Regions from separate parts of the Homo sapiens genome. Here region 1 is linked to region 2. A link is a loop called in an ENCODE intact Hi-C map of the cell type or tissue named here. Cell type or tissue: endothelial cell of umbilical vein. All regions are shown on one strand.

Evidence for each region. Hi-C counts contacts between places; a loop is a spot of excess contacts. Peaks named below come from ENCODE experiments on the same cell type or tissue, not always from the same donor. Only the 100,000 strongest peaks of a DNase experiment are listed, where the experiment ranks them.
Region 1: it touches region 2 in a loop (2.2-fold over the local background); 5 of 110 quality-filtered maps call a loop at or near these places.

Annotation. Positions count from the first base shown.
Region 1 is chr9:22,049,070-22,057,069 of GRCh38, forward strand. It overlaps CDKN2B-AS1 (CDKN2B and CDKN2A antisense cis and trans regulatory RNA 1), which reads left to right. Exons shown (of 19, transcript NR_003529.4): 6 at 37-159; 7 at 7,183-7,318. Among named protein-coding and RNA genes, the nearest start is that of CDKN2B, 44 kb to the left of the region's middle. In endothelial cell of umbilical vein, no CTCF peak of the experiment used is centred here; DNase peaks (open chromatin) are centred at 2,062 and 3,672; H3K27ac peaks cover 1,355 bases.
Region 2 is chr9:22,208,181-22,216,180 of GRCh38, forward strand. No RefSeq gene overlaps it. Among named protein-coding and RNA genes, the nearest start is that of CDKN2B, 200 kb to the left of the region's middle. In endothelial cell of umbilical vein, no CTCF peak of the experiment used is centred here; DNase peaks (open chromatin) are centred at 3,681 and 6,591; H3K27ac peaks cover 1,258 bases.

The sequences.
Region 1 (8,000 bases), 160 kb before region 2:
TAATGACTAGGCTAATACACTATGTGGTTCTTCTAGGGTTCAAGCATCACTGTTAGGTGTGCTGGAATCCTTTCCCGAGTCAGTACTGCTTTCTAGAAGAAAACCGGGGAGATCTATTTGGAATGTATCTAACTCCAAAGAAACCATCAGAGGTAACAGGTAGGAGATATGAAACGACCTTTTAGATATGAACCCTAATTGAATAAAAGTTGCCAAACAACTGTTCCCAAACATCTAAAGAAGAGTTTTAGTCTAAGTGGAATGGCTGGAGAGTATGGGAAGAGTTCTTTCCTACTCTGTCCAAACACAAGCCTCTGTGACATTTATCAAAGAAATGCAGCCCTTTAAATCTGGGTATAAGTCCGAAAGGTGCTTTCCTTGTGAAGCTTCTTTTGTCCTCTGCTTTTAGGACTCTCTGCACACTGCATCCTCTATGTCACCCTCCAGTACATCTGCTCTTACACAAGGGGCCCCACAGGGACTGGCCCACACACCAGCCAGGGCACATGGGCCAACTTTTAACAGCAAAAGGAAATGCTAAATCCTAGAGTAGGGCAGATGAGAAAAATGGCATTCTTCAGAGAGCTGGGATGACTCACATTAAGATCAAGGGCCCTGAAGTAAGACAGACCTGAGTCTGAATCTCAATTCCAACAATAAATTTGTTTATACACTTAAGGCATCATGTATAGTATTGTTAAATAGATACTTTACAAGATTGTAACTAAGAGGAAGCAAAATAATATCTGTAAAGCGTTTCATAGATTGGCCAGCATATAGTAAACATTTAATAATTAGTAGCTATTATTATTTTTCCTTAAATATTTTTTTTCTGGCTTCCTAGCAATCATAAAATTTAGTCTTGTATAGACTCCATGGCTAGGACTTGCAGAATTAAAAATGGTCTGAACAATTTAGACATTGCCTTTTTGTCCTCAAACCAAGGGGTGAATTTTTATTCTAAAATATCCAGATTGTCCATATCACTTAACCAGTTGATTGCTAAGTCTGTATTTCTCTTTTATGCAATTGGGAAACATTAAAAAGTTGAATGTATATACTGTACACATACATGCACACACATAGACTTAAGTACATAAATGTGTATGTACCTTCCATAGCACTTAGCTCATCTGTTCTTTCCTATGACCTTTTCTATAATCCTGTGAAGTAGGTTTTATATTATCCTATTTTATGATTAAAGGAGAAGGGAAGACAGAAAAGCAGCCTGGCTTGGCCAGAGGCCTTGCAATTGATTACGTATAGAGCCAGGGAGTCCTGACCCCTTTTCAGTTTTTCTTCCTCTGTACTGCTGTGATGACTGTGGAAGTGAAGTACTTCTTTGGCTGCCAAGGAAGTCCCAGCTGAAAGGTAACCAAAGGAAAGGAGTATTTGGGAGCAGCATGGCTGAAATCCAGTTAACAGTTAAAATCCCGTTGGGCAATTTCTCGTTAATTGACAACAGGAATTGCTGTCACTGTCCTGTCTAGCCACTTTCAAACGGTGGGGATGTTAGCAAGAGCTCCCAGTGAATGCTTCCTAGGAGAGCAGTGATTGCTTTGGCTAGCTTCTTCTGTAGCAGTTTTCTGGCGGTGAAAAGTCTGTACTAAGACAATTGGAGGTGGTAATCATTTTCTAATAACCACCTCAGGCTTTTGGCACCTAATTCGCTGGCACTGTCTAGGGAAGCTCCTTATGCTAACTCATGCTTCTTGCCATGTCAATCTGCTTATCTAATTTTGCTGGGAAATCTGATATCACCCTTCAAATAGTTCACCTCAGTGGGATCCAGTGTGTGACCTGCAAAGTGCTCAAGGAAGAGTCTGATCAGCTCTGACAAGCAAACAGCAGAAAGAAGTTTTGAAAAAACGGCTACCGTTTTTGCAGCTTTTTCACTGTGGTTCCATGGTGTTTGAAATCAGAATGTAATATTGAGTTAATGACACAAGGAAACACTTGGATGTTCATATTGTCTACTTGGTTTTCATGAACCTCACATGGACTGGCTTCATCCTGTTTCAGAGTCCATTCAACTGTAATTTCCACTCTACTTCCTGTGCAGGCCTTCCTCTGGTTTGTGGGCTGTACATTTCAGCCTGCTCCTTTAAGGGGCCCCCTGAGCTGAAAATGAAAGAGACATTTTGTTGCTTCTGCTACCTGCTTATCGTCCAATCCCAATCTCAGATTTTCTTTTTCTATTTTTTAAACCCGAGTAGCACTTTTCCAACTAGTGTGTAGTTTTTCTTTCAATTCTCTGCTCTTCACAGTAATTAAACAAGAGCTAGCCTCCTTTTCCAAATCTTGTTTTTGTAATACCTTTATTCCCAAAGAGTTATGCTTATAAGAGTAACATAAATGTGTTAAACTTGGTATTGATTTGATGATTTCATAAACCCCAGACTCCTTGAAATTCTGCAGGTTTTTGTGAAAGGACTTGCTTAAAATCTTTGCTAATCTACCTGAATTTTCTTCCAAAGGCAGTTATATACAATGTTTCTTAAAACTAATTCTCCAAATTTGCAATTTGGCAGCATCCTACTGGGACTCTAGAAGGCTGATAAATCATGGAGAGTAGGTATTCATATAGGAACTATGAAAGCTGTATGTAGTAAACACTACTTAAGAAGGCCTTACATTTCATAAAAAGTTGGAGATTTTTGTGGAGACTCATAAAATGCATCCTTTATATCAGTGAAGTTTTTGCTTCTAGGTATATTATACTCACATCGAAACACTCCAGGGATTTTGTTTTCAGCCTGCATATACCACGTATATTTATTATCTGGATAGATAAATTAGACGTATACATTTAAAGGAGTTTGCATCAGCTGCTGCTAGGAAGTTTTTCTTGTGTTAGTTAAGATCCTGTGAAACAACCCTTGACATTTCACTAGCTGCACAGTTTGTAATAAAATCCATTTTAGCCTGAGGTTAAATCATGACTGTGGTCCTCACATCATGGTGGGGGATCCTGGTGGCCAGATTAAAGGAAACTCCACATTCTCATTTCTGACTTCCCTACAACCTTGTATTAAGACCTTAATTGAAAAACTTATTGCCTCTCTCACCAAAATATTTCAAATTTTAATAGTTTCCCCCAATGAAATTACAAGTACTATTTTACTTTTTTCAGTGCCCTTGGAATTTCGAGGCTGGATGGGGGGCTTCAATGTCTGACTCATTAAGTGTTCTATATACAAAGCCCTACATGGTCCCTAGAGCATAGCAGGCATTCAGTGAATGAAATGAATGAATGAAAAGCTAGAGTCACATTTTAGTGACCTAACTGTATATTTTCAGAGTAATGTAGTGCTTAAAAAAGGACAATGATAACACGTTTCTACAAAGAGATGCATGACAGATAACACTTCTCAAGAAGAAGGAATTTAGCTTCTGTCATTTGATCTAGGTTTTCAATTACAGAAGCATTGAGAATTTCCTGTGGCTGGATAAGGGCGAATCTTTAAGGCAAGTTGAAGACCCAGGCTGCCCATGTGGACATCAATACTCCCACAGAGCACTCTTCATGAAGAAAAGTGTGGGCTTGCTGTCTTTTCATCAAAACTCGTAGAATTTGGCTGACTGCCTGGTTTATCCCAGGACATTAGTCAGCCCACAAATCCCGCATTTGTTTATTCAGTCCAGAGCAAGTGAATACTGCCATTTTCTCATCTCCTTTGTTGGCAACACTTTGTTAACCTGAATTGGGTTCTCAACATAAAATGAAGTGACTAATCTTTTGGGGGGTTCCCCCTCCCAGGTTCTTGTATGAGCAACTAAATCTACACACCACAAAGCCCCATGCTGTCATTTTTTCTCATCCTGCCCCTTTATTTTGATGATTCCACATTGTAGTTCATGAAACCAATACCTTCTAGAGTGTGGCTGAACTGGCGCCAGCATTAAGAAAAGGAGTTTCCAAACTTTTTAGTTTTGTGAGAAAATGTTAGAGGAAGAGGGAGGTTAGGTTGACTATTTATACTTATGTAATCTTCTGTGAATTTGCAGTAGTTATCACCTTGTACTCTCAAAAGTTTTCTAGCTCTGAGTATGTGAATCTGAAAGTGCAGGAAGTAGGAATCTTAGCACAAAACAACCAGTTTGGATTATCACACAATTAATATGGGACGGAGCTGGAGGATGGACCTGAACAGAATGTATATTCTTTATCACTAGGTTATTTATCTATCTACAGATGTCTAGAAAGACCTGGGCTTTTTTAGCAAACGTTTGAGAATCTAGGTTTCTAAGTTTCCATTGACCATGAAAGAGTGATTAGTTTTAGAAGACAGTTGGGGGCAACATTGTGCAAGTCAGAAGAGGGGATGAAGAAAATCATAAAGCTAAACATGTTTGCCATAGGCCCAGGCTGTTTTTCAGCATGTTTCACCTAGCAGCTTGGCAGATAATTCCCAGTGATCATTAGGTCTGTGGAAATTCTGTTTGGTTTATAAAGTTTTGGCCCTGACTATGTGTACCACTGATAACTTGTTTTTCTCTCTCTTCCCTTTTCCTCCAACTCGTAGCCAGAGCTACCTTCCAGATGACTTCTTTCTACCACTTTCTTTCTTCCCAGTGTAAGAGAATGCAAGTATATGCTGATGTTTGGAGCAAGAACATTCAAAAATTTTCTTATTAACATAACTTCTAATGGAAATACAGTATACTACTATGGTGCATACAAAGAAGAAATAGCAACATATATTTGTTTTAGACCTGATTGCTGTATTTTATTCCTTAGGTCCTCCTTGATGTCTTGTAGACCGTCACTAGCTAATTGTTACAGCCATCGAAGGAAAAAATAAGGATTTTTACTTAGGACATACGTAACAGAAAAAGAGATGGTTTAGCAAAAAAGCACAGGCTTTGCAATAAGCAGCCTTAAATTAAAAAAAAAAAAGTTAACTCATAACTAACTGTGTGACCTGGGATAAGTTACTGACCCTCTTTAGGGCTTAGGGTCCTAATCTGCAAAACGGAAATTATAATAATAACCTTAGCTAGCATTTCTTGTGCACATACTATAAGCTGGTGATAAACAATTTATACACACTATCTCATTTAATCCTCACAACAATCCTGTGAGATAGGTACTATTATCATTTCTATTTTACAGATGAAGAATCCAGACATAAGAAGTGAAGTTAAGTAACTTTCTCAAGGTCGCACAGCTACCATATGATGGAGCTGGAATGTGAATCTCTGCAGTTTGACGCCAGAGTGCATGCTCTTAGTCACTACATTTGTCTACAAATCTAAAACACGTAAGACACATAGGAGGTGCTCAGTTAGTGGTATCTATTATTAAATCAGACTATAAATAATCACCAGGCAATACTTGAAAGGCCACAAACAATTTCTTAGGATTTGTGACAATACTAATAATTATAACTGATTATGAGCATACCTTGTGTCAGGCACTTCTTTTCATAGTATTTCAGTCATTATTTAAGAGATTTATTCTTATTTTTATTTTTCTAGTGAGAAAACTGAGGCTCAAAAAAGCCGACAAATTTGTTTAGGATTACAAAAATATCAAATGATAGGATTGAAAATCAAATCCATATCCTTTCTATGTGAAAACCTGTGTTCTTTCAGCTTTTTTTATTTTTATTTTTTTATTTTTTATTTATTTTTTTAAATTTTTATTTATTTTATTTTTTTATTTTATAAGCCTTTTTATTTTTATTTATTTTACTTTATTTGTTGTTGCTGGTGTTTTTTTCTTGAGACAGAGTCTCACTCTGTCTCAGCTCACTGTAACTTCTGCCTCCCGGGTTCAAGCAATTCTCCTGCCTCTGCCTCCCAAGGAGCTGGGATTACAGGCACCTGCCACCATGCCTGGCTCACTTTTGTATTTTTAGTAGAGATGGGGTTTCACCATGTTGGCCAGGCTGGTCTCGAACTCCTGACCTCAAGTGATCTGCCTGCCTTGGCCTCCCAAAGTGCTGGGATTTACAGGCATGAGCCACCACGCCCAGCCTGCCTGATTTTTAAAATTATTAAATTCATATTTGTTATTTATCAGATGCCTCTGCCACTTTATTTTTTAAAAATTTATTTTTATTAAGGTATAGTTAACAAATAAAAATTCTATATATTTATTGTGTACAGTGGAATGTTTTGATATATGTATACATTGTGAAATGGTTAAATCAAACTAAGATATCTGTCATCTCATATGCATGCCATATTTTTGTGGTGAGAACATTTATGATCTACTCTCTTAGCAATTTTTAATATTCTGCTGTTTGACTTTTAAACCAAGGCTTGGATTAGGACAGTCTTTGTAGCTTAGTTTTAGGTTCAGGGATAACAAAAGTTGTTTTATCCTTTGGGCTTTTGCAACTTGCCATTTTCTTAATGAAGATCTGGGAGAAAAATTAGTTTAAGTGGTTTTTAAAATAGCCATTAGCTCAGGACATACTCAGCCAAGGCAGGATAAGTAGTTTTGCCAGCATTCTTCTGTAGGTAGGTTGGTTGTTTTTTGTTTTTTTGCCACAGTCTTTTTAAAAAATATAACTTTAAAAAAACCTTGGTTTTCTGTGATTGATCTTTTTCACTATTTTTTATAGAGGGCCAGGAATATGAGTAAATAATTCTTGGGCTTGGGTGCAGATGATCCACGTGCTGGCAGACAGAAATCTAAAGGGACAAAAGAGGCTGTCCTTTGAAGATACTTTTCCTGGCTTGGGTTTTATATTTTTGGATTTGATTTAGTGAAAATTTTTATTGAGGACCTACTGCATACCAGACACTCGGCTACATTATGAGAGGTTTGGGGGGCCTATATTGGCATATAGGGAGGATGAATAAAGAATACAAACAATTATAGTACAAATCAGAATAAAATTTGGCATGCAACGGGCTATCAGATAGTATGGAGGAAGAAAGCATATTTTATTAGTGGAGCTAGGAAATACGTTACAAAGTTGATAGCATTCTTGATGGGTCTTGAAGGTTACATAGATTTTTTTTTCTTTTTTTTTTTTTGAGACGGAGTCTTGCAGTGTCGTCTGGGCTGGAGTGCAGTGGTGCAATCTCACCTCCCGGGTTCAAGTGACTCTCCTGCCTCAGCCTCCTGAGTAGCTCGGATTAGAGGCTCCTGCCACCACATCCAGCTAATTTATATATGTGTGTGTGTATATATATATATATATATATATTTTTTTTTTTTTCCAGTAGAGACGGGGTTTCACCATGTTGGCCAGACTGGTCTTGAACTCTCGACCTCGTGATTCGCCCGCCTCGGCCTCCCAAAGTGCTGGGATTACAGGTGTGAGACACCACACCCGGCGGATAGAGAGAATTTTGACAGGTGAGGAGGTATTCCAATGCAAAAGAATAATAGGAGCAAAAGCACAGTGGTGAGAAATTGGAGGGGAACTGTGAAAATTGCCACATAGATTAGAGGCAGGAAAATAAAGGACGGCTAAGTTTATATAGTGAACAGTGAGCCGCATGGACACAGGTGACTGTTTTCTCCTTTTTGAACCCCTGCTTACTCCAGAGTCACCACCTCTCCTGGCTTTCTGCCAATCTTCTTGGCCACAGTTTCTCGGTCTTCTTTTCTGGCTTCTCTTCCTTGGCCTGAATGCTACATGTTAAGTGATGTCAGCTTCAGTTTTCTTAACCTCTCTTCTCTTAAGTTGCTATCATTTAAATATCTTTAAATATCATCTACATCCAAGTGACCTCTAAACCAGTAATTTTACCCATGACCCATCTCCTCAACTCCGGATTGTATATAAAACTGTCTACTCAACATCTTCACTTTTGATGTCTAAATCTCTATGTCCAATTTAGAATTCTTGATTCTTTGCTTTCCCTCCCTCCTGGAAATCCTGCTCTTACCAGTCTTCCCCATCTTAATTAATGAACCTGACATTCACCTAGTAGCTTAGTCCTCAAAACTAGGGATTAATCTAGATTTAGTCATTTTTCTTACTCTTGCCATATAATAACATATTATTCTGAGTTTACCTTTACCCGACCCCAAA
Region 2 (8,000 bases):
CAAAAATAATACTAAAATGCTTAGGCTCATAAAATAAATATTAATTTCCCGGAGTTTGTGTCTTTTTGTCCTTTCCTTTTAAAATTTCCTTTATTGTATATTCATTCATTCTTTATTTCTGTAACAAAAAGTTCCAAAATATCTTTGTTCTTAGCACTTTGCAGACATAGGGTGTACACAAACTCATAAGATATGGACTCTGCCATGGAAGATGGGAGGACATGCTGTTTGAATACATCAATAAATAAGAAATAGTTTCATGCTGTTTTTGTTCAGTATGTATTTAATGATAGGTTTTACTATTTCTTTGATGTGTGTGAAGCTTCTATTACTTTCTGAGAATTTTGTTTACTGAGTCAAATTTTCTGCCTAGAGGCCTTAAGCTGCTGTGACAGACATGTTGAAATTTTTATAATGCGTGAATAGAGTATCAGTGTTGAGGCTCAGTGCAGTGCATTTGAGAACATTGTTTTTTCTGTAAGGAAACAACTTGCTATCACTCTGACCTAGGCAACAGATTTACAGATGCACTTAGGAAATCTAGTGATCTTTACTATCTGCTATCTCTAAATGTGACTGAATTGCATTGAATAAATATTTACTGAGAGTCTACTAAGAAGAGCCTCCAAGATTCTGCATTAGATTTGTACAGAAGTCGCTGTAACATGCTAGGAGAGCCATCAGAGGAGACAGAAGCAAACTCATGGTGGTAAGAGGATGCAGGAGTCTGTGGTGGCTGTGGTCTTAGGAATATTTCAGGGTATCAAGGAAGTAAGCTAATGAATAATTTCTGAAAGGGCTTTGAATACTTGGCTGGCAATGGCAAGTTACATATGACCAACCTAATTATCACTTTGCTTCTCATCCAATAATGAGTCAGTGTCTGTCTGGTGAGGTTCTGACACACCCAAAGTGCTCTGCCAGCAGATATATGAAACTCTGAAGAATAGTCTTCATATGATCTTTGGTTGTGATATGATTAGGAGGGAGTAGTCTGAATTGTGGGGCTCCCTGAAGTCTTCAAGCAGGGTTCTGGTCCGCAAGTTCTCTCCTGGAAGGTGGGAGGGGTCCTGAGGGGTCATGATCTATTCAAGCCCCCATCCAACCCCCACATCACTAAACATTCCCATTTGTGTCTTCTGGTGCTTCATGTTACATATGAAGTACAAAGACCATTGAATACTTTCACTTTCATTTTGGAAATCCTATCTATTGAGGGTAGGAAATGTGGTTTCTAGGGTTTGTTGACCATTTGGTTACAATTTGGGATTGCAACTGACTTGCAGGATTTCAGACAATGCAAAGGCAAAGTCTAGTCTATTCCTGGAAGAAAAATCATGGGATGGGGAGACCTTTTTTATCTATGCCACTTTTTAACCTTTTTTTGGAGGTACTGGCAGTTATAGCCACATAATTCTATTAGGCCATCGATGGCTGGGTCTAGATCTGTGACTTTCAAATTAGGTCTTAATAGGGTTGGAATAGGGTTATAGTGGTGTCCATTGTAAATTGGTTCCTAAAATTTTATTTATGTCCCATCTACTCCTTTAACAAATATGCCTTAAGCACTTACTATGTGAGGGACTCTGTGTTAATTCTTGTCAAGAGATATAAAAATGTATAGTCTTGGCCGGCGCGGTGGCTCACGCCTGTAATCCCAGCACTTTGGTAGGCCAAGGTGGGTGGGTCACGAGGTCAGGAGATCAAAACCATCCTGGCTAACACGGTGAAACCCCGTCTCTACTAAAAATACAAAAAATTAGCCGGGCATGGTGGTGGGCACCTGTAGTCCCAGCTACTCGGGAGGCTGAGGCAGGAGAATGGTGTGAACCCGGGAGGCGGAGCTTGTAGTGAGCCTAGACTGTGCCACTACACTCCAGCCTGGGCGACAAAATGAGACTCCATCTCAAAAAAAGAAAAAAAAAAGTGTAGTCTTGCATGCCTCTTTATCACCTGTCAAGGGTGATAAGTTTAAAACAATTTTTTTCCTCTGGGATTTGAAGATTTTCTCCTGTTTCTTTTCTTCACTATTTCTTAAGATGAGAGTCTCTATGTCCTGTGAATATGTAATAAGCAAAGAACAAAAGTAGTTTTCTGACCTTTAACTGTTTCAGAATAGTTTTGAATATATTAGTTAAAATAGCATAATATTATGTCTTCAACATGAATACAATATCTTAAATTTCATGAAACATGGCACACACTTGTTCTGTGTAGTAACTGTAATAAGGCAGACATCGTTAAATGCCCTATTTTGTAGATGGTGACTCAGAGGTCAAGTAATTTCATTATGACTGGCCAAGTGGCAGAACCTGAACTGGAAAGGGGAGTGTGGTGCCCTTTCCATTGCTTTACATTTCCTTGTAAATGTCAAGAGCAGCTGAATGTTAGTATTCTTTTCAAACTGCAAAGTGACTTTTCAGCAATTGGGGTTGTTGTTTGAAATGTTTTTGAATGGCTTGTCTTCTATCTTTCCCTCATAGGAAAAGAAAAATACGACACATAGCCATGATTGAAGACGTGTACCTTCATCTGAGAAGACATCTGCAAATATTCTGGTCACTATTAAACTATATCCAATTTTTAAGTTGTTTATTTTTAAGTGAGGGCTGTTTTTATAGATAAAGTTTAAAAAGTCTGGCATTGTTGACATATATTTTACATTAACCTTTGCTTTTGGAAGAACCAGATATTCCCAATGTTAGTGTAATCGATCGTATTTTTTTGATTGTTATGTGGCAGTTGCATGTATTACGTTTTTAAGTTGTCATAATAACCTGGTGAGAGAAGTACTATTATTATTTGACTTTTGTAGATGAGAAAATTGAGAGACAGAAAAGTTAAGTGACTTGCCCAAGTTTATACAGCTAGCAAGTAGAAAAACTGAGATTTAAACTCGGGATGGACTTGTTCCAGAGCCCATGTTTTTAACCACAGCATTATACTGACCCGTCTTGGCACTGCACTGATGAGGTGTGTGATCTTTCTTAGGTCACCTAATGGTTTTGGTTTTCAGATTCATTTATGAGAAGGAGAATGCATGGGATAATTTATTTTCTGAGCAGTATTCCTTGTATGCTTACATGCCTTTATTTAGTCCTCACAAGAACCCTAGACATAGATAGAATTATTATCATCCTTATGTTACATATGGGAAAATTAGAACTTAGAGAGTTCAAGTAACTGCTAAAGGTGACATAATCGGTGTAAGAACTGGGAATCACCGCCAAGATTTCAATCACTATGCTTTACTGTCTTTCCTTTTTAGGGGCTTATGCTGCCGTCAAATTCTTTACATTGAATCCTGGCTTTTTATTTTAGAGTCATAATGGCAATATGTTTGTTTCATAAAACCTTTCATTTAGAATTCATCCAAGAAGTGACTTAGTCTACTTATGGCTGCAAATACTGGGGAGCCATTAGCACAGTGACAGCAATCTTAACAATGAAACATTGTGCTATTAATATTATATTATTATTTTTTTGAGGAGTCACATGTGTAGCAAACAGGATGTAACCGGACATGTCAGGCAAGCTGTTGCTAACCCTGAAGACTACAAGGGATTAAATTCTCATTATTCCTCAGAGTTAGTCCCCAAATATCTGTGTATGTTCAGTTTCTTCAGTTTGGCAGGAAGTTTTAAAGAACTAAACAGCATGCCCTTCCGCCTGTGGCATATTCATAAGCTATTTTTGGGTGAGTCATCGGAATTCTGTGGTTTGTATCCTGAAGGGGGAGAGGAGACACTGTATGTTTAGCCTTTTTTTTTTTTTTTGAAACAGCTAGTTGAAAAAAAAATTCTTTGATAAAAGTTCAACATTAGGTAAGAAATATCTGCGGCAGGATCTTTCCATTGTGATAAATATTCCTCTCATGTTCACATCTCTGGGAATATTATACAAGTTTAATTATTTGACCTGTGCATATTCATGGCTTGACCTAGTGCACACAGAAGCTCTGGTCTGGTGTTTAGCTGAGGCAATTCATGGGGAATAAACAACTGGCTAAATGAGTCTTCTTCTGTCCTTGGAGTCTGCTCCCTAATGTCAAATCAATGCAGTAAGCTGGATAGAGTTGTGGACATTTATGAAAACACAAAGACCAAGCCAAACCTTTTGAGGCCTGTTAGGTAATATAACTAATACTGTAATTGTGGGTTATGATTAAATATTTGTAATGGTAAAAAAAAGAAGTGGGTGAAAATTGACAGTCTTTTTCTTTGTAACAACAAGAGAGCCTAAGAGGGAATTCCAGTAATTAATACATATTTTCCTATCTCATCAGGAAAAGGAGCTGATTGTTAATGGAAGAAGGAAGAAATACAAGTTTGTTGGGTATTTAGTATATGCCAGACGCTGTACTAGGGCTCAAAAAAAATTCCATAGAGACCATTTAGATCTGGCGAACATACTACTTTCAGAAACTGAAGCGAGTTTGTGGTCTACAGCATCAGTAGTCCATAAGACAGAGATTTAAGAAAAGAAATGGTGGTATTTAACACCCCTGTTCAATTATAGTTATCCATATGATATGACTGACTGATTTGTGACTGTCAACAGACGTATTCATAGAGGACAATTTCAAGTTAATCTTCAAAATGGGAGAGTTAAATTATTTTTAAAAAATAAAGAGTGACTACTGTTTGGTCCTTGAAATGATGTTAGGTGGATCATGAATTAGGCATTAAATGGCATTAAAACACATAATGAGAAAATTCTCTCTTTTTAATTCCCTTTCAGTTTTCTGAGTATGTCAAGCAGGAAGTTTCAGTGTGGTGTTAGTGAAATGTTAGCTCTTCTCAGGGCAGGCAACATCTCCCTTCATAACACTCCTTTTTAGAGTTACATTTTATTATGTTTTATTTCTGGCAAGTGAAATTGGTTTCCATTTATATGGAGTAGATATTAAAAATGTATTCATATGAAATATTAATTGATTTAAAAATATTAACTAAATAATACATGTAGTGAGCTGAATGGGCAATGGGACACCACCCTGAAGAAATTATCCACTGTGTAAAACTTCACAATTTTAGTGATTAAGAGGCAGATGGTTTCATAAAAGAAAACAAAAAATATAGTTTGTTTAAGATCTACCTGCTTGTCCAGAGCAGTTGTGTTCAAAGTGTGGTCCATAGACAAATGATGGTCTATGAACTTTTTGCCTGTCTGGAAAAAAATAAATATAGAACTCGTGAGTAACCATTTAGAAACTTTTATAGCTTTTATAGCTTATAGCTTATTGCTTTCATATCCAATTGCACAATATATTTTTCTAGTAATTGTTTTTGGTATTTTACAAAAGTGTCATTCTGTGATAAATTAGGGGAAAACCTAATCATTTGAGAGGGATTGATCTAAAACATATATTTAGAACAAGAACAAAACTAAGAAAAGTGGTAGTCTAAGCAGTTATGGAAAAAGAACATGCATTGGCAGAAAGTATGCAATCATCACAGGATCTAAAAAATAGGAATAAAGAGACTAAGATGGTACCTTTGTAAGGATTGGGACTGTCACAATTATCTTATGGTTGTATCCCAAGGATCCAGTGTAGGTCTTGTCATATAATCAGCATTTGATAAATATCTGTGGAGTGAATGAAGAAGTAAATGAATCAGTGAATGAGCTATGGTGCTTGGCAAGTAGGTCTAATGCAATCGCCAGAGAAAATGCTCTATTACATTGCAGTAATTGTTCATCATGCTTTTCCATTTATAACACTCTCTAATTCCCTTTTTTTCTAGATATATAAATATCAAGTCAACTTCCAAGTATGTATTAATTAGCTTGTCAGTGAATCTTGATTCCAAAAATGTGGTGCCTCAATTTAAAATAAATACTTTTAAATATTGGGTTGAATACTACAACAGGAAGCATAGACTGGATTGTGTTTCAGTAGGAAAAACCTCACTGTCTCAATGGCTTAATCCAACAATCACTTATTTCTTTCTCACATATATGTCTAACAAAGACTGACATAGGGCTTTGCTTATTACAGTCATCTCAACCTGTGTTTCCATGATAACCGTAACAAAAGATGTAGCAAATAACACACTGCCTCTTAGAGCTTCTGCCTGGAAGTGACACATTTTACTTCTATCCACTTTTTTTTTTTTTTTTTTTTTTTGGCGAAAGCAATGAATTCACATCTAATATCAGCGAGGTAGGGAAATGCAGTCCTACTATGTACCAGGAAACTGGAAAGCCAGAAAAATTTCTTGAAGAACACTACTAACCAGCATATACACCCATATGAATTAGATTAACAATAATTATTCTACCTCTGGTTGATCTTCTGTGATTGTACCAACAGCACTGAGTTTATGCACTGCCAGATAACTGGGCTGAATCGTCAATGTGGTGATCCCGTGAACATACTGCTGTTGATACACTTCTGCCTCAGCTGTCAGCTTGCTTACTTTAGCAGCAGCTCTGTTTTCCATTCTTTCTAATATCAATAGTGACATCTGCTACAGAATACCAACTTCTCTGGTTTGAATTCTCTCTCTACCAACTAAACATTACAACTGAATATTTCCTCCCATGAGAAGGAAGGTGATTGGCCTTAGATCTTGCTCTGAGAGATTTCTTCTAATGAATTTTTTAAGTGGCTGCAAATGTAAACTTTCTGTAAATATTCTTGTGTGAGATTGTTAGAATGAGTCAGGTTCCAGGAAGCTGATCAAGCCTGAGAAAATTGAACATATGAAATTTCTAGACTTGCAAACTTGAGAAAGAGGCCTGAGGTCCTAGTGATCTATAGTATTCATGCTATGAGTGTTCAACAGTTTCTGTCTGTCTGTCTGTCTGTCTGTCTGTCTCTCTAACCTACTTATTTTCTAAATGTCTTCCAACACAGGACATACCAACATGTCTAAAGTGGGCTGGAAAGGATAATTCTGAGGTACATAAACATTTTTGCTCTGTAATGCAATATAAAATATCTCCACCCCTTGCTAATAGTTTTGCATAAAGTACTTAAAAATTTTCCAGAAAAAAAGATTTACCTTAAAGACATCACTTTTTTTAATGATACTGTCAGCATTATGTGGACTTCCAAAATTAGTGGAATCTGAATCCAGATGGGTGAAATCTAACGGCACACTAGAGAAAACCATGATTTTCAAAATTATAAATAAATATCAAAACCTCAATATCTGCCTCTGTCTACAAACAGATGACAGAAGGAGGCAGACGTTTGAGACTTCAAAATATGATTAGTATTAACAGCCAAATTAGATTACTAAATTTCTTAAAAGCCACTTTGAAGAGGCTTTTCCCCAAGCTGTCTGTATTGAACGTATTAACAGAATGATTTCCAGAACTTTACAAGATTGTGCCAGTGGACACAGACTAATCACCCGCTGAATTATGGGGGAATGGGGGAGGATTTTTTATTACTCCTACATCAGCTGTGGCACATCTAGACATGTAACTAATCATTTATTAGCCTCTAATTTTGGAAGCTGGCTTTAGACGATAATCCTCATAAAAAGCTAACAAGGAGATGCCTTTGATAAGGCAGTAAATCACTAAGTAGAGAAATAAGCAGTTGATTTATGACTACTTAAATATTTTAGTCTCTGAAAGATAAACCTCCATTTCTGTTTTGCAAGTGACATTCCTATTGTTCCTTAAAAAAATTAAACTTTGATTACGTGATGCAGACAGAACATATTTCCCCCAGTTTCAGAGATTGTAGTTGAGTGACTGAACTTAAATACTAAGATCACTTCCAATTTCCAGAGCCTACTCACTCAGTTTCTTGAAACAGTCTGTGTCTCCAGAGCAATCAGCCTGGCATTGGCAGAGCAGGTGCTCTGTTAGTATATTCTGGTGTGTAGTGCATCAATCCTGTGTTAAAAATTTAAGATTCTATAGGTAAAATATTACTCAAATCATAAAATATTGTCCTTTTAAAAAAATCTAACACATCCTTCATGTTCTTGTTTCAGGACCTTTGCATTTGTCACTCCTTGTAGCCAGAACACCCTTCT